Regions from separate parts of the Homo sapiens genome. Here region 2 is linked to region 1. A link is a loop called in an ENCODE intact Hi-C map of the cell type or tissue named here. Cell type or tissue: upper lobe of right lung. All regions are shown on one strand.

Region 1 (2,500 bases):
GAGTAGAAAGGTAGTGTATCCATGAAGGGCCAGAAAAGCAACGATGTGAGACAGAAAACAGAGAATACAAAGGGCATACAGCAGTGGAGTAAGAGCTTCTGCTAGAGAAGTTCCACTAGTGAGAGGGAGACTCTGAGGGGAGGGCTCGCTGGACCATGAGTGCCTTACAGGCAGTGGCCATGGTACATTCAATTCTGTATTCTTTTAGCACTTAGTAGGTACTTTAAAAAGTTTGTTGAATAAATGAATGAATGAGCAGACAAATGAAAGGTTTGCCAGAGCAAGACAACGGAAATGTGCCCCCACCCAAGACACCTACTGACTGGAAGAAGAAGGAACGAACAGTCTGGAAGGAACAAATCAGCAGGATGGGGCTGCGCACGGTGGCTCACGGCTGTAATCTCAGCACTTTGGGAGGCCGAGGCGGGCAGATCACAAGGTCAGGAGTTCGAGACCAGCCTGACCAACAAACACCCTGTCTCCACTAAAAATACAAAAATTAGCTGGGTGTGGTGGCACGCACCTGTAATCCCAGCTATTCAGGAGGATGAGGCAGGAGAATCGCTTGAACCTGGGAAGGCGGAGGTTGCAGTGAGCCGAGATTGCACCACTGCACTCCAGCCTGGGTGACAGAGCGAGACTCTGTCTCAAAAAAAAAAAAAAAAAAAAAAAAAATCGGCAGGATGGGTCAGGGAGCTGCGCTTTCTTGGGATCACAGGATGCTGGTATGAATGGCTTCCTATTCCAGGGCCTGTGACAAGGGAGTATTTTTATTTCTGGCCCCTCAGAGACCCTGGTAAACTCTCAACCTTCTGAGGTGACATAGCCTATAGCACAGACAGCAGAAAGCAGCCCGCCTGGCAGTAGGCACCGGTGAGAAGGAGGCCGTCTTCAGGGAGAGCCATTTCCGACGCTGGACAAGGCAGCCCCAGGTCGAGGATGAAGAGGATTGTCACTTCACCCAGAGACCACAGAGGAGTCTCACACACATTACAAAATTACATGTTCCACCCCACCCAACATTACACTAATTCTTAGGAATTTACACATCCGAACCAGACCACACTGTCTTCCAATGAGCATTATTTATCCAAAAAAATAATAATAATAAGTCATCTCTTCCTCCTAAAAGGTCCATCAATGAGACAGGTAGGTTGACTGGTGTCACGGTTAGGGGAAATGCTCTTGATTCTGCATTCACAACACCAAGAAGAGAAAACTAGAAGCAACTGCTCACGTGGGGTGCTGACACATAGAGGTGCAACCTCAGTTTCTTTTTTTGTTGTTGTTTTTCTTTTTGAGACAGAGTCTCACTCTGTCGCTCAGGCTGGAGTGTAGTGGCGTGATCTTCACTCACCGCAACCTCTGCCTCCCGGGTTCAAGCGATTCTCCTGCCTCAGCCTCCCAAGTAGCTGAGATTACAGGCGCCCGCCACCAGACCCGGCTACTTTTTGTATTTTTAGTAGAGACAGGGTTTCACCATGATGGCCAGGCTGGTCTTGAACTCCTGGCCTCAAATGATGCCCCCGTCTTGGCCTCCTAAAGTGTGGGATTACAGACGTGAGCCACCACACCTGGGTGCGACCTCATTTTCAAAACTGCCTTTGAAAAAGAATCTCATCTACCGAGAGCAAACGTGAAGAGAACAGCAAATTAGAGACAATTTGTATCAACAGTGTACACGCAGGGAGAAAAGCTTCCTCACTTGGCTCTGATGCCACTGAAGGGGTCCTATGAGGCAGGGGGCTCAGGATGGAGCCTGGAAACCGGAAGCTGAGCAGACAGTTGTGTGCTCTGTGCAGATGCAAGAACTTTACATGTGCTGACAATTGAGCCCCATCTCAACGGTACAAAAATATACTCTGTATTTGCCTTTCTCTATCCTGTGCCCCCAGAGTTAATTCTGGGTTTATTTGGGTTATTTCAATCCCCTATAACCCATATTCACAGGATATTTAAAGGAAGCACAGAGAGATCATCTACAATGTCTGCTATACTGAGAAGGCCTAGGCAAGCACCAGGGGTAAGCACATGCCCTTCAGAATTGGAGGGAATCGGGCCAAGCATGGTGGCTCACAATTGGGAGGATTACTTGAGGACAGGAGTTCAAGACCAGACTGGGCGACACAGCAAGACCCCACCTTTACTAAAAATATATTATTTCTGGAGACAGGATCTAGCTCTGTCACCAGGCGATCTTCCCAACTCAGCCTCCTGAGTAGCCGGGACTACAGGTGCGTGCCACAATGCCCAGCTAATTTTTTTATCTTTTGCAGAGATGCAGTTTCATCATGTTGCCTAGGCTGGTCTCAAACTCCTGGGCTCAAGTCATCTGCTTGCCTCGGCCTCCCAAAGTGCTGGAATTACAGGTATGAGCCACAGTGCGCAGCCCTACAAAAAAAAAAAATCTTGAAATTAGCTGGATGTGGTGGCATGCACCTGTATTCTCAGCTACTTGGGAGGCTGAGTCAGGAGGATCACTTGAGCCCAGGAGTTCAAG
Region 2 (2,500 bases), 110 kb before region 1:
GGTCCTGTCTTTGGCAATGCAAATCTGTGGCCGGCCACTCATGCTCTCTTCCTGTGGCCCTTATTGTGTTGTTTTAAATATACTGAAGTTTCATCACATTCCCCAAAGCCTGCCATTCAGTTGGGACTTCATTCCTTGAACGTGTTTGCGAACTGCGATTGACCTACGGCCGGATTTCTTAACCTCAGCATTACTGACATTCTGGATTGGATAATTCTTGTCCTGGGATGCTACACTGTGGATGGTAAGATGCTCAGCAGTCTTCCTGGCCTCCCACTAGACACCAGTGACACCCACCTCATCAGCTGTGACAACCAAAAATGTTTCCAGTTATTGCTGTGTGTCCACTGGGGAATAAAACTGCTCCCAAATGAGAACCCAGGAACACTGGCCCCAATCTCTCCACTCATCAAGTCCCAAACCTCCCGCTCCATCTTTCGGCAGGCACCGTCACCTCCTCTTTTCTAAACGAAGGACATGCCCTTCCTTCCACCTCCGTTCGCTGGCTCCATTATTTCTGCCTGCGCGTGCATCTTCTTACTTGCCAAAGTAACATCTCTATTACCCTTCTTTTCCTCTGGAATCTTTCCTCCCTCCACTACCCCTTGTCTCCACTTACCTCCCCCTTCCCAGGACTGATGATTTCTTATCTTAGCCATCGCCACACATAAACTGGTGTCCAAGTCCTCCTTTTGGCTCCCATTATTCTTTCCTGCACTCACAAATCCCAAGAGCTGGCACCGACAGCGCAGCTTCCACTCCCCCATGTCACCACCACAACCTCTTCCTGCCAGGGGTCACCTGGGTCCCCCAGTTCCCCAGGTGCTATGGTTTGCATGTGTCCCTCCAAAATTCAGGTGTTGCCAAGGTGATAGTGTTAAGAGGTAGGGCCTTTAAAAGGTGATTAGGCCAGGAGGGCTCCTTCCTCATGAACGGGATTAGATGACCATATAAAGGGGCTTAAAGGAGGGAGCCACCCCCCTTTTCTGCCTTCTGCCATGTGAAGACACAGTGCTCCTCTCCTCTGGAGGGTACAGCGTTCAAGGCCCCATTTTGCAAGCAGCCCTCACCAGACAATGAACCTACCACAGCCTTGATCTTGGACTTCCCAGCCTCCAGCATAGCGAGAGATCTATTGTTTGTAAATTACCCAGTTTGTGACAGCAGCACAAACAGACTAAGACGAGCGGTCACTGCCCTTGATGTCACTCCAGCCTCTCTCCCCTCTCCACCGCACGACCTCCCACATGCACTCACATGAGAAGCCTCTTTCTGGGTTACACAAACTTCCTGTTACTTTTGACAATACTCTTAAAAATCCTTTCCACCTTTAGCTACAAAACACCCTCCTGGCCTGGGTTCGGCTCCTCCCACTCTTCTTGCCGGACAGTCGGCTAGCTCTCTGTCCATGCTCGGCCCCACCATCAGAGCATTCCTAGAGTTCTAGCCCTCTCCTCTTTTCTTCTCATGCTCTTTTCCTAGGAGAGTTTGTGGAAAGGTTGGGTTTGCCACTTCCCCACTGCCAGCTGATTCTGTTTCCAGATGCTGGAGGGTATCTCCAGCGGGCTCTGCACAGAGCAGCTTTCAGCTGCCCCTAGCTCCCACATCCGCTCAAACCAGAAGGCAGCTTCCCCCCTCTGCCTTGCTTGCCAGTTCCCAGGGCACGCTCTCCATGCTGCCCAGGGTTTATCAGTGTCTATTCGTTTGCTGGGGCTGCCATAACCAAGTGCCACAGACTGGGGGGTTTAAGCAACAGAAATTCCTCCTCTCACAGTCCTGGAGGGCAGAAGTCCAAGATCAAGGGGTCACAGGGCTGGTTCCTTCAGCAGGCTGTGGGGGAGAATCTGTTCCTGGCCTCCCTCGCAGCTGCTGGTGTTTGCTGGTGTTCTCTGGCTTGCAAGAGCATTGCCCTGCCTTCATCTTTACACAGCATTCCCCCATGTGTACAGCTGGCTTCAAATTCCCACCTTTTCTAAGGACAACGTCATGTTGAGTCGAGGGTGCACCCCACTCCAGTGTGACCTCATCTTAACTAATGACATCCTGCAAGGACCTTATTGGAAATATGGGCACATTGGAAGTAAGGGCACATTCTGAGGAACTGGGAGTTAGGACATCAACATATGAATGGAGCGGCGGTTGGGGGTAGGGGGAGAGAAGCACAATTCACCCCAGACAGTGGCTATTTCCCTTCCACATGCAGTCTCTCCAGGCTATACCAAGACACCTGTGGCTGTCTTTTCCTGAATCCCTAATACCTACTGCTGTGCTTGGAACCTGGCTGCCACAAATGTCTGTTGAGGGAAGTAAAGTTTATCCTTTAATTCAGCATTCCGCAAAGAACAAAACAGAAGAAAACAACGGACCCAGCCTTTGGTAATCACCTGGCAAATGCTCTAGTTCAAAATTCTGGAGGCTCTGACACCTTCCTCAGCTACGTCCCTGCCTCCAGTCCCCATTGGGGCCCACCCGTTCTTCCCAAGGGCTCCTGCACTTTCCT

Evidence for each region. A loop is a pair of places that touch in the nucleus more often than their neighbours do. Peaks named below come from ENCODE experiments on the same cell type or tissue, not always from the same donor. Only the 100,000 strongest peaks of a DNase experiment are listed, where the experiment ranks them.
Region 2: a loop joins it to region 1, with 2.4 times the contacts of the local background. A loop is called at or near these places in 45 of 110 quality-filtered maps.

Annotation. Positions count from the first base shown.
Region 1 is chr14:89,403,856-89,406,355 of GRCh38, forward strand. The region is part of intron 2 of FOXN3 (forkhead box N3); the gene reads right to left. Among named protein-coding and RNA genes, the nearest start is that of FOXN3, 12 kb to the right of the region's middle. In upper lobe of right lung, no CTCF peak of the experiment used is centred here; no DNase peak of the experiment used is centred here.
Region 2 is chr14:89,291,613-89,294,112 of GRCh38, forward strand. The region is part of intron 3 of FOXN3 (forkhead box N3); the gene reads right to left. It also overlaps the pseudogene CAP2P1. Among named protein-coding and RNA genes, the nearest start is that of FOXN3-AS3, 57 kb to the right of the region's middle. RefSeq lists an enhancer at 2,233-2,500. In upper lobe of right lung, no CTCF peak of the experiment used is centred here; a DNase peak (open chromatin) is centred at 1,279.